Linked DNA regions of Homo sapiens: all the other regions are linked to region 1. A link is a contact called in ENCODE Hi-C or POLR2A ChIA-PET data. All regions are on one chromosome and are shown on one strand. The core of a region is the stretch at or near the end of the contact, and the rest is flanking DNA. Distances in the headings are between cores, read along the strand shown.

Region 1 (6,575 bases), core at 1,507-4,006:
TTACCTACCTAACAGAAAAGGGGGGAAAGATCTGAAAACGGCTTTAAGTATTTAGTAGTTTAAACCCTGCATAAATTGGAGATTTGAATAAAAAATCAGCCCTGGTATTTTTCTATGAAAATAGTGAACAGAAGGAATATATGTGCTCAGAGGAATAGAGTTTTATGCCAAACATCAATCAACCCGGCTTTAGAAGACTATTTATAATACTGTGGGGGATCTGGGCAGTTGCACTTCACACTGTGAGGACCAATCCATGACATTAGTGAACAATTGAAGTCTTTACAAATAATTAAAACTCTGTTTGAAAATGGAGATGTTTTCCACAGCTTTCCTGTGTATGCATGATGTCATCGATATTCAAGAGTGTAAATATTGACTAGTTATTGCTGGTAGCCAGAAGGAGCAAAATCCCCTTTGAAATAATAATGTGGAGTGTGTGTATATAACATATACATATGTATGCACACACATATGCATAGAGATGTTAAATATATAGTCATATAGGGAGAGAGAAAATATAGATTTCACTTTATATGACAGTTGAATAGCTATACTTTAAACAACCTATGTTCACTGCCAGTACAGTTCTAGTGTGACTGTGTATGTATGTATGTGTGTGTGTGTATGTGTATGATATGCAAAGAAAACGCAAAAATATTTCTGAAATTTTTTATCTGTGTTTTTGGTTTTTTTTCTTAACATGATAATGAGAGATATTATAAAGCACACCTTTTGTCTTTAAAAAATAACCTCTTCATTGTTTAGATTAGTATCTAGAAATAGAAGATTTTAGAGCTTGCATGGATGGAATTAATAATCTTATCTTATTTTCATAATATTTTAAGCTCACCTTAAATCCTTTTGGGGTGGAAGTAGAGTACCATTAATACATAAATTAAAATCCTGAAAATGGCTCCTTCATTTGACAATTTTTCATTTAAGAGACATGGGACTTAGAAAATTTTTGAGATTTAAAAAAATCCCTCCAGATTATTATTTCAATTGACTCATTTAGCTAAGAACGACTAAAGATATCAGCACATTTGGGAGTGTGAAGATACTGAAGAAACAAAAGCCATTTCCTTTCTCCATGGAGCTTCCAATTCCGAGCCAGATGTAACATACGTGCATGTGTGGGTTTTATCAACTACAGAATTGGGCTCTCTACAAGAAGTCATTGGGTGTTGCAAACAATAAGTGCAAAAAGAGAAAAGGAAGCAATCTGTACAGGTGAAGAACTGACAGGAAAGAGGTAAGCCTCACCTATGACAAAATGAATTGTGGATGCTGGATCACTGAAGTAGGAGAGAGGATGGCAGTGCAAATCAGAGAAATGTCATTAAAAAGGGGGGGTGCGTGCACACAGTAAGTTGGGAGAAATAAAAATCAGAGAGTAGAATGAATTTGAGACTATGAACTAGATTAATTAAGATTTATGGTCTTGGCCAGGCGTGGTGGCTCATGCCTGTAATCCCAGCACTCTGGGAGGCTGGGGCAGGTGGTTAACCTGAGTCCATGAGTTCAAGACTAGCCTGGACAACATGGTAAAACCTTGTCTCTACAAAAAAATAAAAATTAAAATTCTAACAATTAGCCAGCTGTGGTGGTGCACAACAGTAAGTCCCAGCTACTCAGGAGGCTGAGGTGGGAGGATCGCTTGATCCTGGGAGGCAGAGGTTGCAGTGAGCCATGATGGCACCACTGCACTCAAGCCTGGGCGACACAGCAATACCCTGCCTGAAAAGAAAAATTAAAAATTAAAAAAAAAACTTATGGTCTTATGAGTGGGCTTTCAGTTCCATTTTTGGCTTTACAAGATTCCCACTCAATCAAAATTACACATACAAAATGGAGTGAAGAAAAGCTTTGCATTTACTTAGGAGGTGAAAGAACCATGATAATGTTGGCCCATCCATTTTAACTATGTTAGTGAACATTAAAGTTTGCTCCTTTAAGTGATTTGCCCATGTGTAGGTAGGGAATGTATTTCACACATCTTTTAGACTCTCCACTGTATGGACCAAGAGCAGGACTGACTGACTACACGTTGATAAATTGTTTCAGGCCACTATACTGGATATACTGAATAGACTGAGTGAAATCTCCCCGACGATCTTCACAGATGACTGGAGTCCACAGAAGTCCCTGACCCCCAGTGTTAAAGAGGCCATTACGAATACAGGTTATTATTAGGATAGGAGATATTGTCTGGAATTAAAGTCACCACCAGTCAAATTGGCTGGTACCAGATTCCTGTGATATCTTTGTGCTGTCAACACATACAAAGAGAAGTGTGTGAAAATTATTCAGTCAAAGAATAACTAGCCTAACAAAGGGAACAATTCTGGACAAAAAGTAATCCCGTTTGATTCCAAGAGTAATCCTGTCCGCAGGACAGCTTGGCAAATCCCCCACTTGAAATTTTGTTTTAGAAACACGTTCTCTGACAAGGCAAGAATTCCTCCTAAGATGACATACAGAATTCAGGCCCGAAGCCTGGAAGTCTTGCTCTGAGGCCCATCAGCATGGAAACAGGCCTTTTTAAAGGAAATAATCCAGATATTTTCTTTTTCCTGATGCCTGTGTAGACGTGTTTCCTTGCAGCTCCTTTCAGTTGGCCTGAATGCGGGAAAGCACCAGGGGGAGCTCACACATCTTCCTTCTTTTTCTCCCCCTCTTACAGAAGGTTGGCTCTTGTATCCTAGCAAAAGGGTGGGTCAAAAACAACAACATGCATGAAATGATTCAGAAAGGTAAACAAAGGCAATTCGTTCTGTAAAAATACTCTAGATTCTTTCTGAGGACTGGGCACTACACTGCTCATAGTGGGCACCTAAAGTCAGCATTCAGCCAACTCAGCGGGCTTTAAGATGGAGACTCTTAAACCTCCTGCATCAAAAAGACATAAGGGAATGTCCCTGAGAAGAGCCTGTGTCTCCTTTGAAGAGAGAGAGAGAGATTGATTCTGCCTCCTTGCAATTCGAACCGGCATTTTCCAGAACACTCCAATTTGAATCACAGTGGAGGGTCATGGGAGGGATTTGGCACAGGGGAGTCTTGGGTCTTTGGTTTTCCACATTGATCAATGGGATTGATTTTTTCTGTTTTTGTTTTTGTTTTAAAAGAAGAGAATTAGTTCCTTTTTCTGTCTCCAGGATTGAAAACATGAAGGCAAAGAAGAGAAACTCACAATATGTCATTAACTTTGGGTTATCAATATTAGTGGAAAGAATCAATGGTGCAAAGAATCCTAAAGGACTAGATAATCCGCATATTCGACTTCCTGATTATGTGTTACTGACACTAACATTTCAGAGTGTGGAGACCCTGCCCCATCTGGGGAGAGGGAGAGACAAAGACCCCCTGCTTCTGGTACTTGATTCACACATAATGCCCTCCATTTACTGCTTTCAAGAAATAACCTGTTTCTAATCTTAAATTTCAATCTACTGATCACAAAATCATAGAGATCTTAGCCTTGAAAGAGACTTCATGAGACCATGTGACCAACTTTCTGACGCAGGTGAGATATCATTGTTTTGCATTTTATTTTATAGAGGAAGTCACTGAGATTCAGAAAGGAAAATTAAAGAGGCCGGGTCTCAGTTGAGTGATTTTTCTCCGTAGATTAAAAAATCCATTCAGTATCCAGTTCCCCTTCCCCACCTACTCCTCCTAATAAGGCTGTGAATAGCGTTTTTTATATCCCAAGTCTAAACTTTGAGCCATTGGCAACCCTTAGGAGGAAAGAGATGAATCACAAGGGATTGTGGAATCATTAGAAATTGAGGTAGCTGAACATCTGGGGGAACGCTCGGCTTGATTCAAAACTCTCATCAAATGTGGTTTTCTCCTGGGTGGGAGGCCGCTGAGCCGCAGGGAAGCTGCGGGGCCAGCTGAGTAGCCGGCGGCCTGTTGGGTCCCCAGTGTCGCGCGACAGCACGACCCGAGACAAGGCACCTGGGGCTGGTGCCAGGCAGAGGCCCCGCGTTGCGTGGCCGGCGGCAACAGCGCCTGGCGGTCGGTTCCGGGCGGGGCTGCAGGCGCCGGGTTCCCGCGGCCGCGAGGCGGGGCTGGAGGGCGCTGCGGGCTGCGCGGAGGCTGCGGGAAGCGCGGGGAGCACGCGGAGCCCGACTAGCAGGGAGATCGCGTCGCGCCGGGCACAGGCACGGGACCCGCGCTCTAGGAGGGCGCAGCGAGAGGCGCACTGCGCACCCAGGGGCTGCGGTCCCGGCCGCCGTGCGGTGACAAGCTGACTCCCCGCCGCCGCCCAGCCAAGTCCGCGCGGGGTGCTGGCGGAGATGTCGCATGGGAGGCTTCTTCAACGAGGTGCAAATCCAAGCCACCTCGCCTGAGTGAATGAAGGGACGGCGCGGGGCGCGGGTGGGGTTCACCGTGACAAAAGCCCAGTACCTGGTTCAAACTTTTTTTTTTTTTTTGCCCGCAGGATTAGAACATCCGACATTAAAATGTCTCAGTGCAGCAGAATTTCCCAGCGACTTCGGTGGCGGGAGAGCAGCACCTCTCAGGCACAGCTGTGCGCATCCCTCGGGCCCCACCGACCGCACCATCTGACCGCGGGAAACGAAATCTGAGCTCAGGAATTTGAACTGCCCCACGCACGTTCGTTCCCGGATAAATCTCCTAGAGGACCGTGATTTTTCCACTTAGAGATTATTTAGGGAGATGTCCTGGATGGGACAAGTAGACAAATGGCGGCCCGAGGAAAATGCAGGAAACTCTACATTGTAGACGCTTAAGCACCAACTGTCTGGGCCCCGGGGCAGGGAACGGGAGACATTATCCACCGGAAACATCACACCCCCGGGGCTCCTGGCATTTTCTACATCAGTGAATGTGCCAGCGAAGAAGAGTGTGGGGAAATTTTCTGAACATAGAATTCATATTCCTGAAACGTTAAGTCGTGAAGTGGGTGCTTCAGCTGTCCCCCAGCTTTAGGATTTTAACCCAGCTTTGGTTTTGATCACCGAGAGTTATTCCTTATAATCAAATCAGCAAAAGCGTTCAATTACCTATTACTGGTTGAGAAAGATTCCGTTCCCCCAGCTCATTGTATCGGTTCTTGGACCCAAGATGTTAATTATCGGCCAGGCATTCACAGGGGGTTAATATGGCCCCCCTCGACACCTTGCCTCGTACCAGAGACACCAAAAGCTGCCGCTGAGGGATAATAGAGAATGGGAAAAGCTGGTCATGAAAAACCTCTTTTATTCTTACTTGCAAGCTACCCTTTTGACATTCTTTTTTTAACACTAAATGGAGATTACTGAATTGATAACTTTTGGGTTTTCTCTGTCACACTGGGGTTTTTTTCCCCCCGTTTGTTTGTAAGGTTTTTTTGGTTTTGGTTTTGGTTTTGGGGGGAGGGGAAGGGGGAAGTGGATAGGGAGATGGAAGAGTGTTCTGTTACTGGTTTTATCAAATCCTGTTAGGTCTTGTTCTTCAGTGTAATGTAGAATGGAGAAGTTGCATAAGTACATGATTGACAAACAAGGTCTCTTAGAAGAGAGTTAAGGAGTAGGAAATATAATGTGTCCTGGAGAAAAAGAAAGAGAAAACCCTTAGTATGACACACTGGCCTTTAAATAGAGGACACATGAATATGCAAAGGAGAGGCACGTGTGAAATAAGGTGTGCCTTGCTGAGCCCTCCCGCCCCCACCCCCCATGTATCAAGAACTTTACTTACATTATCTCATCTAATTCTACCCACAACCCAAGAGGAAGGGCGATACTTTTAATTCGGGTTTTTACAGACAAGAAATTTGTATCTCAGAGGCCCAAAGTAAATTGCCTGAGGGCATATAGCTACTTAGGACAGAATTAGAATTGATTAAAGAGTCAAAAATTCTTTGAGAATTAATGTTTTAAACTCTCGATTAGTTACCAAGGGAATCTGAGAAATTAATTAACTTTTGGGGGGATCTTTAGATTAGTGGGGAAATTATGTTAAGCCCAAAGAAAGACAAGCCCGTGAATTTTCTTGTTATCTATGAAGTGGTTTGGTGAAAGGTGTGACAATTTGAGAAAACTGAAAAGTGCTGAAATTCCTTTAATAAGGTTCTGTTTAAACTGATAGAGCTACCAGATATAATTAGGCAGATATCCATTTTCTTCTGGAAGCTTCTATTATTTGAGAAGAAAACTGAAAAGCTTTAGACTGTTTCAAATTAAGGACAATTTGAATTTTAGTTGGAAAGCGGATAAACTATCTGTATGATTGAGTTTAAAAGGCATGGAAAGACTATTACGAAGTATTGATCCCACTCAGTGAGAGCAAGCACAGCTTTCAAATGATACAGATCTGGCTATGAATTTGAATGGTGACTGTGCCTAGCTGTGTGACCAAGGGCAACTTTCTTAACCTCTCTGGGCCTCTGAGTCCTCGTCTTTAAAATGAGACAAATAAGCCCTTGCAAGACGCTTGTGATGATAAAATAAAAGAGTATGGGTGAAAGTCCTTAACAGAATGCCTGATATGTAGCAGATACTCAACAGAGTTAGCAATGTTTCATTTAATTAAAGCATTTGAGAGCAGGATAGGGAGCACCA
Region 2 (7,163 bases), core at 1,730-4,229, 260 kb before region 1:
TATAGTACATACAACCTGGAAAATTGCCCTTGTGATTAGTACTCTTTATGCTTCCTGTCATGCATTAACAGAATCTAGAGCGCTGATACTATAACAAGTGTACAAGTATATAAACTGTGCCAAGGGAAGTGGGTGCCAAACATGTCCAGCTTTCATGGTGGCAACTTCACAGAAGACACAAGGTAGTTAAACAACATCTATTGCAAGGAAAGCTTCAAAAATCACAACATCTTGGGTTGGAAAGAACTTGAAAGATGGTCTCTTTCCAGCCCTACATCCCTCTTAGACTTTATTTGATTTGGAATTGCAGTTCCTTTGCAGCACTAATCTTGATAACACATTTCAATTCCAGCAGTCTGCCAGGCTCTGCACTGGGGTGATTCTAGAGAACGGTAGGCAGGCATCCTGCCCTTGACGATCCCAGAATCTACCAGAGCCTCTGCAAGTTTTCCACAGGTTGCCTGAATTTGGCAGTTTGCTTCCCCACAGAAATCAAACAGGAGCTATGAGACTTTCTCACTTAAAACACACACACACACACACACACACACACACACACACACACACATTAAGGATAGGGTCCAGGTTTTCTGCTGCACTCACTCTAGGTTGGAGAGCTAGAGAAGAGGCTGATGAGACCATCTCTAGCATACATTTATGGAACTGTCCTTTGGAATAAGCCACATGAAAGCAAATTAGTCTTCTGTTCAATCCTTGAGACAAACAGAGTGGCCTCTGCCAGTGTACACTTTCTTCCCTGTGTAAAACATTTTACTTTGGCACTACAAGCACAGCCTGGTTCTGAGGCTTGTCCTCTTTCTCCCCTCCCTCCAGTCACTCATCACTTCAATGATGTTGCCCATGATTTCACAGTGGTTAATTTTCTACCGAGAGAGGATGCCCTAAACCAATCTTTCATTAGTGACAGTAATCACTACATCAGTCTCTTATTAATGACAATAATAGCTAACATTTATTCCATGTAAATCATAGCATAATACTATGTCATTGAATTTCACGATACCCCATGAGGTAGGTGGCATTGATATGCCCTCTCTATAGATGATGGAATAGAGATTCAGAGAAGTTAAGAGACTTGCTTATGGTCCTATTGCCAGTCAGCCCTGGAGCCAGAATTCAAGTCAGGTGTCTGATTCCTAAACCAGGCATTTGACCCCTAACGAAATTGCTTTGGTTGTAGCAGGAGGATGGGAATGGCTGGAATGGGACCACAACCACCTGGCCTCACACCTGGCCCAAGTTCTTGGAATTCCAAGACACCCCTCAAAGCACAGGCTTATGTCAACAAGAGTTTTCTAGAGGAGCTGAGGTTATCTGGGAATCTGGCTGCCAGTGTTCGTTCTCTGATCTGCTACACCATCCAACAACATAGACCCGACTTTCTTGCCAGCAGCCAGCCTCACAGGGCAGCCAAGACTAACAAGTGTAGGCACTGTGCAGGGTACAGGGCGCATGAATAGCACTATTCTTTGCTGGCCAACACTGGCCCCATTGTTTTAGGCAATGAATAGAGCTGTGTAGAAAAAAAAAAATTCACACACGAAGCAAAAGCAGCAAAATTTGTCTCTTTGTGATGGTTTCAAGACTGGGTGAAAAAGTCATTCTTCACCTGGTGCTGTTTTACATACTCTTTCACAAACAGAAAGCACTTTCTGGCAAGGGAAGAGCCTTTCTCTCAAAATTAAAAAGTTATAGGTCACAGTGCAGGTGGGAGAATTGGGAGTAGACCTCAAAGTTTAATGGCACTCATTCATTACAACATTGGGGAGATGGAAGTGATGAGGCATCATTTTGATTTAGTGGAATTAAGCTCTGTTCCCAACAATCATCTTGATCTATTTGGGACACACAGTTTTTGCCTGCATTTTTCACAGATAACAGAGGGAAAGTTAAGAACACACTATTAACTACAGTATATATTAGGGCTCCTATTCAAGGCAAATAATTGCCAGACTTTCTATTTCTTTTTGATAGTGCTAGACTCTTTTAGTCTCAGACCCATTTCTGGGGTTGTGTTGCTGGCTGCTGTAACTCACCACCAGGGAATCTCTCCCTATCTTTGTCCTGGCTGCACCATTAGATGAAGTCAGAATCTCACAAAACCATTACACTCATTTAACTTCTGCATATGGAAAATGAATTCCTCTCTTAAGAGCAGGCATTAACACATAGCTCTGATACAAGCCCGTGTCCCACACACATTATCTCCTTTTCATCCTTACACCACTCATAAAACCACCATTGGTGGTAGACGTCCTGTGGTACAAATCATCTTGGATTGTTGACTGAATTATTATTTTGTGTATCTTGGTATCATAAAGTTCTATGAATTCAGTTTCTTCAAAATAGATCTCTTTATTTTTTTATTTAAATACAGAAACTTCCAGAGGCAGCTTAAAACATGGGAAGAGCATTATGGGCTTTAGATGCAATCTGATTTAAATTCTGGCTTATACAGTAGTTCTGTAGGATGACTCTATGGTCTATGTTGTCCTGGAAAGACCTTGCTGTATCTGTTATCCTGGTGTAATTGTTAATATTGCCGTCTTTCACTTTAAAATGTGTACAGTTTAAATGGTAGATGATAAGGTCATCCTATGGTTATGTCACCATGGGCAAGCAACTTAACTTCTGTTAAGTTGCTTTCTTCATTTATTAAATCAGGACAACACTGTCTATCTGTTAGGATCAGTATTAATGTTAAAGAGAATACACGGAACTCTCTGCATATTGTCTGAAGCATAGCAAGGACTCAATAAAGATGGCTATTATTAATATTTCCTCTGGAGGCACTGCCTTAGAACACTGTTTCCAGGTGCCTTCATCCATTTTGTGCTGTTAGAATACCACAGGCTGAGTAATTCATAATGAACAGGAATTTATTGGCTCACCATTCTGGAGGATGAGAAGTTCAATATCAAGTTGCTGGCATCTGGCAAGGGCCTTCTTGCTGCATCATCCCATGAAAGAAGGGCAAAAAGAGAATGAGGGAGAGAAAGAGGCAAAAGGAGGCTGAACTCATCCTTTTGTAAGGAACCTACTCCTGCAATAACAAGCCCACTTCCACGATAATAGCATTGATCTATTCATGAGGGAAGAACCACCATGGCCTAATCACTTCTTAAAGGTCCTTCCTCTTAATACTGTGACAATGGCAATTAAATTTTAACGTGTGTTAGGGAGAGGACAAACATTTAAACTATTGCACCAACTGTTTGAGAAATCATGGACTATTGAAACAAAAAATAAAATAAAATAAAATCAATCAAAGGAATGTATTAAAGTCACCAGGGTTTTACCTTGCCTAGTAGAGACATTAGAGAAAAAGAATACCACTGATTACAAACACGTTTCCATGACAGAAAGTTTTTTTAAAAGCTGAAAATGTAGAAAACAAACTCTGAGACTAAAAGACAGCTAAGTTAACTGAAAGTATGTATCATCATTTTTTAAAACAGAGTATTATATTCTGAAGGAGATCAGAATATCTCACCCTCAAATATGCCACTTTGGCATAAGGATTATTGTGAGCTGAAGCCAATTAAGAATCAAGAAATGCAGGAAGAGTTTACTGTCCTCTCCTTTTCTGCCTAAAAAGCTGTACATAAATTTCCCTTTGAAGAAGGTTCTCTCTTACCCAAGAGAAAGAATAGCAGCTCTTAACATGAAAGACCAGAGTTAACATTAAGGTGAGTTTACATAAACAGATCTTACTAAAATCTTATCTTCCATTAGTTCCTCCCCATGTTTCCTAGTCACTTCTCCACAACTTAATGTCACTTGATGCTCACGCTCCTTTCCTTTGTTAAAATGGTGTATAAGCCCCCAAGTCTAATCACTTGTTTGCATTTTATCTTTTTGTATGTGAACTCTCATGGGTGTAAATATTAATACAAACTGTGTTCTTTTTCTCCTATTAACTTGTCTTTTGTAAGTTTAATTCACAGGCCTCCAGGTACTGAACTTAAGAAAGTAGAGAAAAAGGTTTTCCTTCTCCAAACTTTTATTTCTTTTAGCAGCAGGCTAGTGAATGTTCATAGGCTAGTAGTGGTCCAAAGTCAGACAGCTGGGAATCACTGCTCTAGAGGCATATAATCCAATCTGTCCTTTTCTGTCTGCTTCTTTTCTGACCCTGTCCTCCCCTTCTTCCTGCCATTTTATTCCCATCCTTCTCAAACATTACTTTTGTTTGTATCATTTGGCAACTTCATGATATTAAGCATTCTTCAAGTGCAGTGCTCAGTAGGCTATGGGTACTTTAAAAATATGTAGCGTATTTTTAACTTCATATCTTCCCAGAAAAACATTTTAATTTTAGCATCTTAGTTAAACCTGATGGTTACTCTAATTCACCTGTTTATTTTTCTGTAGGTTTTACACACTATTGGAGATCCAGTCAATATAGAAAAAAAGTAGATGATTCAATAAAAAAATAGAAGTTTTGCATTATGCCTATTAAGAGAGTAGCCACATACTTCAAGTGTTCATTTACAGCAGTTTTGGCAAAGAATGGGCTTAATTTGACTTCTGATCTGTACATAAGTCACAGGCAAAAACTCTCTTTTAACTCTTTTTTTCCCTCCAGGTTTGGAAAATACTCATCTTTGATTAAAAAGTTGGAAAGAACTGACCGGGCGCGGTGGCTCACGCCTGTAATCTCAGCACTTTGGGAGGCGGAGGCGGGCGGATCACAAGGTCAAGAGATCGAGACCACGGTGAAACCCCGTCTCTACTAAAAATACAAAAAAAAAAAAATCAGCCGAGCTCGGTGGCTGGCACCTATAGTCCCAGCTACTTGGGAGGCTGAGGCAGGAGAATGGCGTGAACCCACGAGGCGGAGCTTGCAGTGAGCTAATACCGCGTCACTGCACTCCAGCCTAGGTGACAGAGGAAGACTCCGTCTCAAAAAAAAAAAAAAAAAAAAAAAAAAAAGTTGGAAAGAACTGATCCACATAGGTGATTTTAAGGAAGGATGAGGAAGCTCTCCAGAAGCCCCCCTCACTTCCATTCAATTTTTCCTCTGAATGCCATTAATACCTACAACGAATTTCCTAGCATTTAACCTAACAAAGCTTTTAAAGATTTAATATTACCCTCTTTTCCCTCAAATGATATTTGCATAAGCCATAATTAAGTTTTTGGAGTCTCATTAAAAAAAAAAGCTATTGAAAGAAATAAAGCAGTGAAGCAAACATTATAAGTTGCAGTAGCTAATCACGCAAAAATGATAATAGCTTCCAAACTGTAGTCAAAATTTACTTATATTTCCTGAATATTGTGACTATTAATATTTTAAGATCTATTAATACCAAGATATATCATTGCTTTCTAATTTGCTCTTTTATTCAAGATGATCTTTAACAGCGAAAATCTTGTAACCCAATATCATAATCAAGCCATTGAACTTTTAAATTGAAGCCGGGTTCTTTTTAAGCACCTCATTTTTAAACATCAGATGAAAAAGCATTTATTCTAAGATGCAAATTTTTAATTATTTAAGAGAGTAGAAGCTTCTTTGGACCTGAAATACCAAAATGAAATGTCCCTTAACAAATATGATTTTTTTTAAAAGATGCAAATTCATCATTCTTAGTTTAACTCCGCCATGAATTTTCTCTTTAATGCAAAATAGTACATTTCATTGTGTTACCATTTTGTATTTTGCTGTATCAAAATCCTCAGCAACTTTATAAATTCTTTAAGGAGTGAAAGTGTGTAATTTGTGCTGTGCCAGAAACAGAACTCACAGTTTGCGATCACATAATTCATATACATGAGGTTGATAAGCAAATGGCAAGGAACACCGTAAGTTTCAGCAACATTTACCTCAATCAATCCTCTGTGATGGGAATGTTTTTTGCAGGGCTCACCAAAGTTCACTGGATGATTGAAATAAGAAAGAGTTGGGGGAATAACTAGGATATATGTCAAATATGTAAAAAACAAAGGAGAACCACGGAGGTTGAGACAGGATGGTTGTCCTTCCTTGGAACTGGTCTCATTAAAGTCCTCCTCAGAAAATATTTTCTCAGAACTTTGGATAAGAATTGCATTACTGGCTTCTTTTTGAAGATAATGGTTATTTTCAACATTTTATGCAACTGAATGATAAAATGACAAGAACTTTAAATTAAACCTTAGCATGCTACCAAACTAAGCATTGTGTAGAGGGGTTAGGTTGGGAACAGCCCGGCAGACATTTCTTTTCTTGCTTTCCTTTTTTTCTTTTTTTTAATCAATTTAACAAATGTTTGTTTTCAATTTGTTTTTGACAATGGACTTAATAAACTCTTTTACCTAGTTAAGATTTATGAAAAGTGTTTCTCTCCCCACTTATCTCATTTATAGAATTTGTAATTTGCATAATGGTAAGGCAGGGGCATTTTCATTCCTGCCTTTCAAGCACCTCCATTCTAATTTTCATGGTAATAGTAAGTGCACTTAACAACAATGGTTCATTGATCCAGCATGTCTCCTACCTGCCCTGGAGCAACTGGGCAATTGTTAACTATAGAAGCCACAAAACAGATAACCGAATCGACCATTTGTGCAAAAGCTCTGCCTATAATGGTTTCAATAATAATTAATATGCAGGATAGCTAGTCCTGTCACACACCATTTCAGACTAGAATTGCATCTGTCAGTCCAAATCCTGACTCCATTCGAGGCATCCAGCACTGAATCTAGTTAGACAGCTAACTGAATTAAAACAAAAATCTACAGATGCATGATAAATGCACAGGATGCTATGTCACACATGAATGACTCCTGCGCAGGCCAAATGACAGATGTATTTCCGCGACTCCAGGCCAGGCTCCAGCACAAACCACTCTTCATTTATCAATAATTGGGCCTTAATTTCATTTGGCAGTGGTGGAGCAGCATGCTCAGCTTCCTCTCCAATAGACGAACACTAATTAGACTTTTTTGGGGGGATGGGCACCAATCTTTTGGTTTTATTTCAAATACCCAACCATCAGCAAAGTTAGAACTGTCTTTGGAAGCGAGTGGTCTGTTTCACCCACAGCTCATTATTAGTGATAATATCTTGCAATGGGAACTCTTCAAGTATTAATGTTCCATTTCAATAAAGATGAGAAGCATAGGAGATGCCATGCGGAAAAAGAAAGATGGGGAAGGAT
Region 3 (6,708 bases), core at 425-2,924, 470 kb before region 1:
GCACTGGTTTGTTGAAATTCAGTAATGGGTTAAACCGTGATGAGACAACAGCTTGTGCTGCTTTGCCTTCCTCTCCACCGTGGCTGCTTGGTGGAGACACAGAGAGTGGGGGCAATGAAGGTGATGGAGGAAAATGTCTCTCTTCTCTGAAGCATCGAAACAGCTCCCTTAATGGCCTCTTACGTCTGGGTCCCAAGGTTTTCATTCAAAATGATAATAAAAGGACACCTCAAACCTACAGGGAAAACCCATTCACATAGAGCAGCTTCGAGACGAGCCTCTGGAGTCACCAAGCTGAAAAGAACCTGATTAATGACAGCACCTGAGATAAGTGGCACTTTCACCAACCTTAACTGTTGATGTATGATGACATAATGTCCCCTCCAATTAATGACAAGGATATAAAACACCTGTATTTAGCAGAGCAGATGCTGCTTTTATGGTTAGATGCGCAGATGAAATTGACTTCTAAAGGACCATCTATAACTTACTTCCCTATTATTTGTTTCTACATTTGTTTCGTTATGTATGTTGTAGGTGCAGGAGGAAATTTAACCCTGGATTTCACACCTGCACAGCCAAAAGGTATATGCTTATTGTAATTTACTTAAAGACAACTTACATCCCACCATCAAGCAGGTTGGCGATGGTGATCTCCTTCATTTACTGAGGACCTTTCATACTGTGTGAACCTCACTTTATATATATATGATATATATGATATATACGTAATATATATAAAGGTAAGCAATACCTTTAATCAGTCAGTTGATCCATCCATCCATCAACCAAAGTATACTGAAACCACCTGTTTAAATCCTCTGTAAGGTAAGCACAGTGTAAGTAGTTTTAAAAATTAAAACGGTTATTGCATACTAAACATATGCAATGTGATGGATTAGGTGTTTTGGGGTTGTCAAGGATTTCTTTATGGAATTATAATTGATGAAAGGGAACAAGACATATAAACATGGTGGTAAATGCTAAATCTTAGGGAGAGCCACAGATAGTGGGCATCCGAAGAGCTCAGGGAAAGGAGAGAGCCACATGGGCTGAGGTTGGTGGGGAAAGTGCACAGAATAGTTGGGATAGAAGAAGAGACCATGTAAATAGCTATCAAAGGAAGAGAGGCCAGATCAGGTGGGAGATTATACTTTTGAAGCAAAGGCAAAGGGAATACACAGGTCAAGGCAGAGTCTGGAGCCAATGAGAAAACCACTGTGTACAAAGTGTACATAGGACAAATAATAGATCAAAGAGAGAGATTGGGTCAGGATTATTAACAGCATTGAAGACCGATTTCATTTCCTTTAAATGTTGATTTGGGAATCATCCCTAAGGATAGGGTAAAATATGGGGAATCTCATATTCCCCAGTGAGGCTTCCACTACCACTGTGCTGAGTTAGGTCCTAGCATGCTTGGGTGTGGACTCTTATGGCTCCCTCTGGGGTTTCTGAGGCCAGAAAGGACACTAGTGTCAGGGCTACTGCCCAGGGGATGAGGCCCAGAAGCATCCTTTCTTCTGTGTCTTCCCCCACTCTTCCCCCTGCCCCCCTCCACCCCCACCCCAGGTCTTGGGCAGCTTTCTCCTCTCTCCCTTGCTGTGGCAGGTGGCCTTCACCAGTTCTGCTTTCACTTTTGGGGCAAACGTTCTGTCTCTTTCACTTTCTTTTGTGCCTTGCTGGCAGGTGTAGCCATTCTAACATGGCAGGGTGGTCTCTGAGTCGGAGGCAGGCCACACAGGCAACTGGGGCTGACAATCTGAGGTCAAACTTCTCTTAATGAATTTGGAGATAGAATGTAAATCCCTTAAGAGCAGGCCTCTGTTTTTTTCATCGCTATATCCCTAGCACCTGTGCCTGGTGCATAGTGTATTTAATACACATTTGTGGAATAAAAAAAGAAAGTGTCATTTAGCATTGCTTTCTTTTTCCCACATATATTTTCTTTAGGGACCTGGACAGTTGGTTGGGGGCAACATTGGCTGTTTGGGGCCCCCATGCCCCAGACTTCTCTGTTTCTACCTGTGAATACCTGTTAATAGTTATTGGCACTCAATTTTAATACCCCCAACAGTAGCCACTAACATTTGGCAACTAGCTTTTCCTTTGCTTTTCGTAGAGAAGCTATTTTTGGTGTCAGCAGAGCCCCCAAGGATAGTTTAAATTTCCTATGCCCAGCTACCTTAAGATTCCAGTCTGAGGAGAGAATCAGTAGAGGCCACGTGGGGACCCATTCTCATTTCAGCTTCGTGAAGAGAAAAGGTGCCTTTCCTGCTTTTCAAGATTATTTTCTCCATTTCACACCCACCTCTCTAACTTGACCAGACTCATATTTTATCCATGATCCATTCTCTCTCTGTCTGGTGTTTTCTACCTCTCACTATCAACAGATTACTTCTTTGGAAACTATAGACATGTTTTTCTTATCTTTAAAAAAATCTGTCTTCCTCTTTGTGTTCCAGTTGTTGCCATTGTCCCTTTCCGCTTTCCTTTATAGTCTAGTTTCTTGGGACACACACACACACACACACACACACACACACGCATTTATAGCCTTGACTTCCTCACTCTCATCTCATGGCTTCCTAATGCCTTCCTAGGTGACCAGCTTGGGACTGGCCTTACACTTTCTGGTATCCCACATTGCATTAGAGACCCTTTGTGCTGTCATAGGTCCCAGCTCTTTGTGCTGGTTCATCTTGTGCAGCTATTGAATGGGATTCTAGGAATCATTATCATGTCTATCACCTATTTGTCTATTAAAATGATATTGAAAGAATTGGGCCCATGAGAAGTTTTCTTGTTGCCCTAATAGTTGTATTTTCACAGAAAGCTTCTTCTTTTAGGAAAAGGGCAAACCATGGCTCCATGCTGTCTTATGTAATCTTAGCAGGAGTTTAAGGCTTGGGAATGTTCTGAGGGGATGAATAGGTAATAGAGGATTCTCTATGCCCCACTGGTTATCCAAGAATTATAGACTAGAATCGCACTCTACACAACTCGAAGGAACCTCAGAGACCATCTAGTTACATGAGGAAATTAAGGCCTGGAGGCTGGGATGTGGGCAGAGAAAGTGTAGTGTGGTAATCAAGACTATGTCTTTTGAACCTGAATTCCTGGGTTTAAATCCCATCTCTGCTATTGAAGGGCCAGTTGCTTTGCCTCTGTATGTTCAAGTTTCCTCATCTGTAAAATAGAGCAATAATAGCAGCTATTCCATGGGGCTGTTGCGCAGATTAAGCAGTTAATACTTGCAAGGCTCTTGGAATAGTGCCTGGCAAATAATAAACATGTATGTAAGTGCTACTTCCTAGTATTAGTTAAACAATCATTTGTTGACAACCCACTGCATGCCAGAAACTGTACTGGGTGCTGGGATAAGAAAATGATGAAGTCACATAAATGATGTGTGTAAGTTCCTGAGGGAGAAGAGTCAGGACACACAGTGGGGTGTGGGATCTCCTCACTGCTGCCGTTAACTTCCACATAATCTTGACAAGGTGGTCATGTGTTCTGTTGTTCCAAGTGTTAGAATGAGGAGAACTCATCCAGGTGTCCATGAGCAAGCATTGTCTGCAGACATTTCTGTTTGCACATTTAGGAAAAGAGGAGATGCCCAGCACTTTGTGAGGCCGAGGTGGGCAGATCATGAGGTCAGGAGTTCAAGACCAGCCAGGCCAACATGGTGAAACCCCCCCTCTACTAAAAATACAAAAGTAAGCTGGGCAAGGTGGTGCATGCCTGTAATCCCAGCTACTTGGGAGGCTGAGGCAGGAGAATTGCTTGAACTGGGACCCGGGAGGTGGAGGTTGCAGTGAGCCGAGATCATGCCACTGTGCTCCAGCCTGGGCTACACAGCGGGACTCTGTCTCAAAAAAAAAAAAAAAAAAAAGAGATAAATTAAGATGCCATTCAGTAGAACACTTCTAAAAGAAATGGAATGTACATGGCTTGGCCAATGGAAATAATGACGTTTTTGCCTGAAGCCATAAGTTTGTTTGTCCTTTTTCTTTGTCATGGGTATGTTTAGTCTTCAAACTGGCTTTTAAGGATGAGTTTATTATTTCTAAGAGAAGAGCAGTATTTTCTTGACCAAACAGAGGTGGCACTTCCATGAGCCAAGCCTTTAGTTCAGTTTAGTTGGAAGTGAGTTACTCAGCTTTTGATCTGTTGTATTTGTTTGAGTATTTATTTTATGTACTGATTTATTTTTAATGGCAGAGATATATGGAAGTTGTCTCCTAAGCAGAAAATAAACAAATGCCCACTCAGAGATTTGTGCTCATAACAGAATTTTTGGTCTGTGAATTGGGTCCTGAGAGATTAAAGACAGCTGGTGCATACCGCAGCCGCCACGAAGCACTGTGTTTCTGGGGAAGTGTGTTGAATGAAATCTAAACAATGCTAACTGGTCACAGACACTAATTAAGAAGTATGCCAGTAGCTGTGGGCTGCTCAAATAAAACACTATCTTTTCTTCACTCTGTTGACATAGAGATACAAATAAGGTTCCAGAAAGATTGGAAAGGAGAGAGTGTGGGGACTGTAATCTTGTCTTTCCGGTATGTTTGCCAAAATCAGATAACACTGAGAAGGAACTGGTTCAAAAACACCAAAACGCATTGTTAAATGAGGGCTGCATTGTGTTTTCCTTAAGAAAAAAAAAGTCATAGAGCTCAAATCTTTCAAATTCTCACTTCTTTACCATCATAATTTTGTATTAATTAGAAAGAAAATAGTTTTACCAAGAGTTATTTGCCATGGCTTATGTATAGTTTTACAGGTGATTTATTGTGAAAAAGAAACACTTTAAAGAAATCTGTGATAAGATAAATCTCTGCAGATTATTTCATAAAGTGGTGAAATGAATTTAAGAACAATTCTGGGTTGTTTTTTTTTTTCTTTTTTTGAGACAGAGTTTTGTTCTTGTTGCCCATGCTGGAGTGCAATGGCGTGACCCTGGCTCACCACAACCTCTGCCTCTCGGGTTCAAGCGATTCTTCTGCCTCAGGCTCCTGAGTAGCTGGGATAACAGGCATGCGCCACCACGCCCAGCTAATTTTGTACTTTTAGTAGAGACAGGGTTTCTCCATGTTGGTCAGGCTGGTCTCGAACTCCCAACCTCAGGTGATCCACCCACCTCAGCCTCCCAAAGTGCTAGGATTACAGGCGTGAGCCACCGCGACTGGCCGAACAATTCTGTTTTAAAGATGTTACCCATTAGTAAAACATTGTAGGAAAATTCATTTCAGGAAGCCTAAGGTGTCCTTGAAGGCTGAGAGTTTCTCCCTGGACACTTGGGTAGGGAGATTTGTGTCAATTTGTCTAACTCTAAGAGTTAAGAGTGCTGTTTCGTCACATGGATACATTGCATAATGGCAAAGTCTGGACTTTTAATGTAACCATCACCTGAATAATGTACATTGTGCCCATGAAGTAATTTCTCATCCTTCACTCCCCTCCCATCCTCCTACCCTGCTGAGTCTCCAGTGTCTATTATTCCACACTGTATGTCCATGTGTACATATTATTTAGCACCCACTTATAAGTGAAAACATGCGGTATTTGATTTTCTGTTTCGAAGTTGTTTCACTTAAGATATTGGCCTCCAGTTCCATCCATGCTGCTGCAAAAGACATGATTTCATTCTTTTTTATGGTTTACAGTCAGACGTTGAATGAGACATGAGAACATGGGAGAGTCTGGGGACCTGGGAGCAGAGCAACCATGGTGGAATAGAGGCAAAGGAAATGAACAAGCTCTTCAATTTTCTGTGTCGCTCCTTGCTGTGTACCCTGGACCCTAAGGTAGATGCAAGCTACTTTAAATTAAATGGATGAGAAATGGAGCTGATACATACCTTTGTTCCTAATAGCCCTTATTCCTATGGTGAAAGAGGAGCTTGCTTTGTGGTGATAGTTAGAAAGGCAGTGTCTACCCAGGCCACTGCCTACTCACCTCCTCAAACAGCAGAGTTTTTCTTTGTCAAGGTCTTTACGACTTTTAAATCTTCTCTTTTGGAGTGAAATAACAGTCATGATTTCAATTAATACTGTTTGAGAGCTTCCAGTTTTTCTGCTCTGTTTTTTCCCCATCTTTGTGGTTTTATCTACTTTTGGTCTTTGATGACGGTAATATAAAGATGGGTTTTTGGTGTGGATGTCCTTTCTGTTTGCTAGTTTTCCTTTTAACAGACAGGACCCTCAGCTGCAGGTCTGTTGGAGTTTGCTAGAGGTCCACTCCAGACCCTGTTTGCCTGGGTATCAGCAGCGGTGTCTGCAGAACTGCAGATTTTCATGAGCCGTGAATGCTGCTGTCTGATCGTTCCTCTGGAACTTTTGTCTCAGAGGAGTACCCGGCCATGTGAGGTGTCAGTCTGCCCCTACTGGGGGGTGCCTCCCAGTTAGGCTGCTCAGGGGTCAGGGGTTCGGGACCCACTTGAGGAGGCAGTCTGCCCGTTCTCAGATCTCCAGCTGTGTGCTGGGAGAACCACTGCTCTCTTCAAAGCTGTCAGACAGGGACATTTAAGTCTGCAGAGGTTACTGCTGTCTTTTTGCAGAAAAGGCCTTTGACAAAATTCAACAACCCTTCATGCTAAAAACTCTCAATAAATTAGGTATTGATGGGACGTATCTAAAAATAATAAGAGCTATCTATGACAGACCCACAGCCAATATCATACTGAATGGGCAAAAACTGGAAGCA
Region 4 (7,645 bases), core at 3,615-6,114, 280 kb after region 1:
CCCAAGTAGCTGGGACTACAGGCGCCCGCCACTACGCCCGGCTAATTTTTTGTATTTTTAGTAGAGACGGGGTTTCACCGTTTTAGCCGGGATGGTCTCGATCTCCTGACCTCGTGATCCGCCCGCCTCGGCCTTCCAAAGTGCTGGGATTACAGGCGTGAGCCACCGCGCCCGGCCCGGTTGCTATTTTTTCTCAGTTTTCTTATCTGTACAGTGGCGGTAGTTATTTCATAGAATCATACTGAGGACTAAATAAGTTATTTCTTGTAAATTACTTACATGAGTACCCAGCATAAGTGTTAGCTATAATAATTATTATGTTATTAATGATTATGTCATTATTATGTATTGTTGATAGTAATATAATAATATATTGCTTTTTAGACACTTTAGTTAGCTATCCAGCATATGACAATAAAAAGGTGGCTCTATTGAAGAGAAGGATTCCATAATTTTCTTGTGAAATTAGCGCCATAAATCATTGAACATCTTGCTTCAGTTTTGTGTGAATTATTTGGATTGACTAAGTACTCTTGGTACTGGGCTGAGTTACCATCTGCTGTGTTTTGCTTCCATAGGTCAGGCTTATTCTCCTAGGGAATGGTGAGGTGGAAAAAAATGCCAATAACCTAACCCCAAAATGTATCCTAACTGTCTTGTTCACATTTATAGGACAGTTTTATTGCTGTAGGTAAGACGGATAACTGGGCACTATTCCAGCATCTTGGCAGTTTTCCTTTTTTCAAGGTACTAATATTAGGATTAGCATGTTGTTTTAAAGCCATTGCCTTTCTGCACCTTATAATTGCTTGTTCTTGGGGGAGGCTTGGAACATTTGAATTACGGTTTTTCTGCCAAATATGGGAGAGGTTGTCTGTTTTGTTTTAATACTTCGATTGGTTTTTAAAGTTGGTACTACAGTCCATTTTGCCAACAGACAACACAAATTAGAGGCAGTGTGGGCACACTGTGTATGGGGCAGATGCAGAGAGGGGCAGCGAATATGCATGAGCGAGAATGTTATAGCTCTGTCAGTTTTTGTATGTGTGCCTCAGTTTATTTTTGGTATTGATACCAATGTTCGGCAATACAGTGATTTGCCTCCTCTATTTTGTTTCTAAATCAAAGCCTTGGCAGATTAAAATGACTAGGAAAAGATTAAATTGTTAATGGTATAATCATATTTTTCTCTAAAGCATTGAAGAATTACAGTGTCTATACTTATTAGCATGTGATAACTTTAGTGATTGAAATGTTTAGCTAGTTTTACTCAAATATTAGTAGGATTTCTAATTTTCATAGGAGAGCCTAGTGCCACAAAAGTTACTGGTAACTAGCACTCTTCAGTTTTCATCTTCATGTAACTGTTGTGAGCATTCAAGGAAGGAGCTGGGAAATGGTTTAGTCTTCATAGATGCTCAACAGATGTGAGTTCTCTTTTCTCCCATGTATACGTTTCTTATCTTTTTGTAGAGTTCATGGGAGCAGCATTTATGGATTCAGACTTATATTGTTGACAATGTCCTTGCTACCTGATAGATGATCAGTAAGTGTTGCAGAACGAATACATATGAGAGCAGCAGAGATAGGAGTACATTAGGGCAATTAGAATAGATTCCTTTTTTTGTTTGTTTTTTGAGACAGAGTCTGTTGCCCAGGCTGGAGTGAGGTGGATCGGTCTCACTGCAACTTCTGCCTCCTGGGTTCAAGCGATTCTTGTGCCTCAGCCTCCTCAGTAGCGGGACTACAGGCATGTGCCACCACACCTGGCTAATTTTTATATTTTTAGTAGAGATGGAGTTTCATCACGTTGGCCAGGCTGGTCTCGAATTCCTGGCCTCAAGTGATCCGTCCACCTCGGCCTCCCAAAGTGCTGGGATTACAGGTATGAGCCACAGTGCCCGGCCATTAGAATAGATTTCAAAGAAAAGTTGACTGTGCCAATCTCTGCTCCCTCCTGTATGTTGTTAAGTCTACAGGGCCATATTGCCTAAAGAAACGGAGTTCCCCAAGAATGTGTTAGGAATAACAAAAATTCTGTACTTTGACCTGAAAATTGCGGTTCTTGAGCTGGTTATTTTTCTAGGTATTGTTGGAAGTTATGAGTCAGAGTTAGGTACTTATTCGTGGATAACACAAGGACTTCTGTCAGAGATCTGGATGCTGTCAGTAGAATCTCTGTTTACCCTCTTGGGCTCAGTTTATTCATCTATTCTATGAGGAGGAGTATGCCTGTTTGGCCTTCCTCTTAGGTTGCTTTTGAGAATGAATGAAATAATATGTGAAAATTCTGTTCATAAGTGTAGAAGATGGCTAGTGATGATGATGATGATGATGATGAAATTGATGATGCCCAAAATATGGAGAATCTAGACTGAATTTATGGCTTTCTAACTTCGAATTTTCGGCTTTCTAACTTCGAATTTTCAGGAATGCATGATGATAGAATGTTTTTATTTCTGATATCCACTGCATTGTTTCTATAGACCTTCAAAGTTTGACACAAATAACTAAATTATTTTGTTTTGTTGGTGAGGATCACTTTTATTTTAGCGGTGTATCCTGTTAAAATAACCTTGCATGAGGATTCTCAAAGTTATACTAATGTTGCACTAGTAACTAAGGCAGTTCCAAAAAGAGACATTTAGAATGAATAAGGATAAATCAAAAGTAATTCATATCCATTGGTAAGGAGGTGGCACATACCAAGTGTCAACTGTAGATATTTTAGAAATTGAAGTGTTACCATGGAATCAAAGTATTCCACTGTAAGGTTGAATATCTCAGGATACCTACTTTAAGTCGTCGATTAAGATGAAGTTAATATTCATTTTACATATCCTGCTTGAAACCTCTTATGCTGTGAAATTTTCCTGTCTATTAAGAATAGTTTTAGAAAAATGAATTAGCTAATTCCTTAACTTGTATGTAACTTGAATATAAGTTCCTTTCCTTAACTTGTGTGAAAATCAGTTCTCCTTTGTGAAGAGCATGAGAGATACCTCAATAAAATAGTAATTTTATATTGACATCGGTTGCAGTTTCAAAGTCAGAGTTTTACACTTATGTGCCCCTATATTGTCTAGCTTTGTAATCCCCACTTTAAAAGGCATCCCAAAATAGCAACAGAAGAATAAATTGTGACTTGGGTGTATTAGATTTGTATGATCTTGTTTATTGAGCTGCTTTGTTATGTAGTTACCAAGGATGATGTAAGCTTCTCATCCAAGTTTTCCTTTACTATGCTGCATTGTCCTTTAAATGTCATGAGAATACAAATATTTTCAAGGTAGCAGTGAGGAACAATCTAGATGAGATGACCAAAAGGACCTCTCATATGAAACTGCAGTGAGCAAAGGTTTATTGGTCTTTGGATCTCTAAATAGAGTGACTTTAGATATCTAAATTTAGTGAAAACCAGAATTCAGTGACTTTAGATTTCAGACCATAAGGGGTTGTAACACCTACTCCTTTTCTCTGTAATGAAGAAAAATGACCACAACAATGTGGTGGATATCAGAAATAGAAACTTTTCATCGTCATGCATTCCTGGAAATTCCAGGTTAGAAAGGCATAAAAGAGAGAGAAAACCTGTCATAGTTAGTATATCTACCTTGGTTAGTGTTTTTCACTTAGGGGATTGCAAATTCATATGAGAATTGCTGAGAGAAACAATTAATTTAGAACAAATATTCTCCTTCCATTGTTACAGCCTGTAAAATGTTACTTCTGAGTTGCTACTTATCTATCACCATTTCTCTTTCTCCACTTCATTGTTAGTGTTTGTATGATTAGGGTGGGCGGGGGTCTTCTGGATGGGGTTGCTCACACTCCACAAAGCCTTTTCCCTCTTCTGTTGAAAGAAGACACAGCTGAAATCAGTCTCTTTGCCTTTTCATGATATGGGGATGCGGTGGAATCAAAGCAGGCAGGATGAAAGCCCAAAAGCTTCCTGTTTCCAGCTGTTTTCTTCAGCGAAGGTTTTTTTTTTTTCTCCCAAAGATGATGCTTCCTTTCAAGGGGTTTTTAATCTGCTAACTGTTTCCTCAGTTTATTTCACTACAGTAAAATGTGTTCCCTTTAGGTCATATCTGTCTCTTTTAAAACCCAACCTGTCCTTTTCAGCCGTGTTAGTTGCTACTCAAAAGAACAAACGTGATTTATAAAAGTCCTTTTAATGAGGTACAAAGACCAATAAACCTTTGCCACTAGAGTTTCATCTTTTCAGTTGCTTTATTTTCATTTATGAAAAATTTGAGATGTCAAAAAGCCATTGAGAACACTATTGATTTGACCATTTAATATTTGTAAACAAAGCCGTTAAAAATAAAATATATTGTTATGGCCTTAAGGTTGGTTGTGGTTTTTTTTTCCCTTCCGAATGCAGTATAATCATATGTAATTTGTTTAATGTAAATTCTTTAAAATTAAGGCACTGGAAACTGCATAAATGCTAAAATGAATACTAAGAGTGGCTTGATTTATTAAGTGATAATGTGCATGAAAATATGGCTTTTTTGCACTGATGTTTATTGCTTCACTTTTTGCATTGATGTTGTTTTGGAATTTACATTTCTAAATTCTGCATCCTCTAGGGATAAATGAAATATAAAAATGAATTCTTTTAATCACTCATTAAACATTAACTAGACCTTTCACCCATTTCCTAGATCTTCCAGGGTTCTCAGTAATAATCATCATCATTATACATTGATTTATAAAGGAATATCAGAGTGAGTCAGAATTTTTCTGTTTCTTTATCACTTGTCTTTCCCCAAATATCCATACTGACCTAAACGTAGGAGAATTTATCAGCAAGAAGGTTCACATTGCTGCCCTGTTATTTGAGCTCATTCTTTGTGATATAATGAAGCCAGTGGCATATGGGGGAGAACCACCTCATTTCATTTTCACTTTAATGCTAACTCTAACATATGCTTTTGAATTGAAGTGGGGTCCCAAATGCCAATATATGTTAAAAGAATTAAACACTTTGAAAAAAGAGAAAGTTTTCCCTTATTTACTCCTGTTGCCCACTCTCTTGAGGGTGAGAGGCTGATAGCGCTTAAAAACATGAGCATGCCTATTTTATCTGTACTGTTTAATAGAGAGCTATGAAAAAAATGGCAATTAACATATTCAGACAGAAAATCATCCTGGCTGAATGACTCATTAAATAGTCGTATAAACAGGATGTGCCGAAATGAACTGGTTCAGAATTTAGTTCCATTGGTCTTTTCAGCACACACTGCTCATTATCAGCACTTTAAGAAGCAGACTTGTGGGTGCTTAGAGGACACTTAAATTTCTTTTCTCTTTATTTTTTTCTTAAATACTTCTCCCCTCCTCCACTCCTTTCCCCTGCTATTCCTAATTCTTTGCAGGCTAAGATTACTCGTCTAAACATGAAACATTCTGTTGGCAATCGAGTTAGGGGTAAGAGCTTCTGACTTTCATCCAGGTCGGTGGTCCTAACCCCAGATGACAATCAAAATGTATTTGAAGATTTTTTTTTTTGGAGACAAAGTCTCCCTCTGTCGCCCAGGCTGGAGTGCAATGGCACAATCTTGGCTCACTGTAGCCTCAGCCTCCCAGGTTCAAGCAATTCTCCTGCCTCAGCCTCCGAGTAGCTGGGATTACAGGCGTATACCACCATGCCTGGCTAATTTTTGTATTTTTAGTAGAGATGGGGTTTCACCATGTTGGCCAGGCTGGTCTCAAACTCCTGACCTTGTGTGATCCGCCTGCCTCAGCCTCCCAAAGTGCTGGGATTACAGGCGTGAGCCACTGTGCCTGGCCATGTTTTTAAAATATGCAGACATTGCTGAACCTCATTTTTTTGGGCTTCCCATTCAGTAGGTCTAGAGGCAAGGCCTGGTAGTCCGTATTTTAATAAAAGCTCCCAGTAGGATTCAGATAGCCAGCCGGGCTTGGAAACTATTCACTGATTTGTGTCCCCTCACAGTAAAAATGCTCTTTCCCCAGGTACAGGATATATGGCCATCTGGCCTGGATATCAGTGGTTTGCAGACCTGGCTGCAAATTAGAATCACTTGGGGAGCTTGGAGAATAAATACTGATGTTTGACCCCACCCCCAATTAAATTGTTGGTGGGGGGAGTAGTTAAAACCTCCCCAGTTGATTCTAATGTACAGTCAAGTTAGAGTACTTCTGTCCTACATAAACAGATGGAGCTAGGTTTAGCTGAAAAAGTCTAGTTTTCTTTTAGAATATGCTTTACCCTGTGCTAAAACTCCTCTGTTACTGTGCCTCCCTAGCCACACACACAGAGCTTAAACGTATTGCCTCTACTAAGGCTTTCACATTTATTGGTACCCTGTTCTCAGGTGGGAGTAGAATGCTAGGCTCTCACGTTGTATCAGATTCCTGTTTCTTCCTACCTGAGTATCACATCTGTGATGTGCAGATGTGTTGGTATAGCATGAGCACCCCACAAAGGCTAAGTAATAAGGATGAAGAACAAAATTGCAGTTTAGCAAAGGAAGGAGCATCCATCTTTTGAGTCCCTGTATACTCCAAGAAAAATTCTGAGTAAACAAGTTTCTTCTTTAGCAAGTTGTGATATTAAATGGGTGCCTTTCATTACATTGGCTAACATTTGCATTTCTTGGACCTGTTCTGGAAAAGGGTCTGAGATGAACCCATCGTTGAAGATCTAAAAAACAAAAACTTTCACCATGTCAAGGGAAAGAGGAAAGATTTCCATAAGTGTAATCTTGTATTCTGGATGGTACATGAAAACTCTACTTCCTAACTGCCCACAGGGATTTAAGGGGTATTTTAAGGGGTACTTACAAATAAAAGGAAGAAGATACATTACATCACATTCTCATTACCAAGGAGAAACTCATCCTCTCTAGGAAAGGTTTCTCTCCTGTCTTACGTGTGACTTTCCACCTGCTAAGTCCCCTTGAAGTTACTGAGCAAAGACACTCTTACAACACTAAGCCATTGGTGCTAGAAGTGGAAGTAGACGGAGCCCCTGAGGTTCAGGTGCCAGGTCCTTGTATCTCTGATGGCGTGGGAAACAAAAGTCAGCAGCCATTTCTCTTCACTAGAGACTCAGAGGAGGTAAAAAGGGGGGATTCACGAAGTCATCTTGATTTTTCCGTATCTTATGGCGAAGTCTTGTGGTAGACCCCAGAACCCTGATGGTTGGTCTCACGCTCGTAAGTTTACATAAGGCTTTCTCAAGAAACTGACATCCAGAGCGCTTGCCTTAGAGAAGACAGCTGACCATGGTCATGACACTGGCAGGTGTTAGGACTGGCTGGTCTACTCTGGTATGGCAGAAACCCTGGGCCCCTGAATAAGGGAGGTGATTATGCTTTAAAGTCTAGGCTTACCATGTGTAGGGCTGTGGGACTCACTGTCAGGGTTGTGTAAGGCGAGGGCCATCGCTTGCAGAAGTCTGAGTGTGTGAGCACCCCCTTAAATATTGCCCCCAGGTGCTGTACTTGCTTAACCCCGGACCCAGCCCTGGCAGGGAGCAACAGCAGGAGGGAAAACCATTGGTAATTTAGGTCTTCACATCTTATGCTTCATTTAATGTGGTTGATAAAGAGCCTCCTTGTAAAAATATCTTGGTGTAGACTCCCAGGGAAGGAAACACTTGTGTGACTGA

What was found. Hi-C counts contacts between places; a loop is a spot of excess contacts on that map. ChIA-PET counts read pairs that join two places held with the same protein, here RNA polymerase II (POLR2A). Pooled maps may share reads with other maps.
Region 2: a loop to region 1 is called in a map of dorsolateral prefrontal cortex, with 5 times the contacts of the local background. The contact joins the promoter of LINC01905 here to the promoter of LINC01415 in region 1. A Hi-C loop is called at or near these places in 1 of 168 maps with a recorded cell type or tissue (dorsolateral prefrontal cortex) and 3 of 50 pooled maps. POLR2A ChIA-PET finds 5 or more read pairs at or near these places in 1 of 52 experiments (IMR-90).
Region 3: a loop to region 1 is called in a pooled map, with 4 times the contacts of the local background. The contact joins the enhancer-like site here to the promoter of LINC01415 in region 1. A Hi-C loop is called at or near these places in 2 of 50 pooled maps.
Region 4: a loop to region 1 is called in a map of mammary epithelial cell, with 5 times the contacts of the local background. The contact joins the enhancer-like site here to the promoter of LINC01415 in region 1. A Hi-C loop is called at or near these places in 11 of 168 maps with a recorded cell type or tissue (B cell, Right ventricle myocardium inferior, cardiac septum and 5 more) and 14 of 50 pooled maps. POLR2A ChIA-PET finds 5 or more read pairs at or near these places in 2 of 52 experiments (BJ and activated B cell).

Annotation. Positions count from the first base shown.
Region 1 is chr18:55,777,906-55,784,480 of GRCh38, reverse strand. LINC01415 (long intergenic non-protein coding RNA 1415) reads left to right here and starts at 2,756. Exons shown (of 2, transcript NR_145452.1): 1 at 2,756-3,526; 2 at 4,451-6,575. All of the region lies in intron 2 of LOC105372130 (a long non-coding RNA gene), which reads right to left.
Region 2 is chr18:56,038,094-56,045,256 of GRCh38, reverse strand. It overlaps LINC01905 (long intergenic non-protein coding RNA 1905), which reads right to left and starts at 2,979. Exons shown (of 3, transcript NR_146511.1): 1 at 2,913-2,979. All of the region lies in intron 6 of LINC03069 (long intergenic non-protein coding RNA 3069), which reads left to right.
Region 3 is chr18:56,243,742-56,250,449 of GRCh38, reverse strand. No RefSeq gene overlaps it. Among named protein-coding and RNA genes, the nearest start is that of LINC03069, 56 kb to the right of the region's middle. RefSeq lists a silencer at 1,430-1,479 and an enhancer at 1,610-1,749. Within about 2 kb of position 1,674, at least 2 of the 41 ENCODE cell types and tissues checked have a DNase peak (open chromatin) inside an H3K27ac peak, as active enhancers do.
Region 4 is chr18:55,498,055-55,505,699 of GRCh38, reverse strand. The region is part of intron 3 of TCF4 (transcription factor 4); the gene reads left to right. Among named protein-coding and RNA genes, the nearest start is that of MIR4529, 23 kb to the right of the region's middle. Within about 2 kb of position 4,864, at least 3 of the 41 ENCODE cell types and tissues checked have a DNase peak (open chromatin) inside an H3K27ac peak, as active enhancers do; they include endothelial cell of umbilical vein, where a contact is called at or near this core.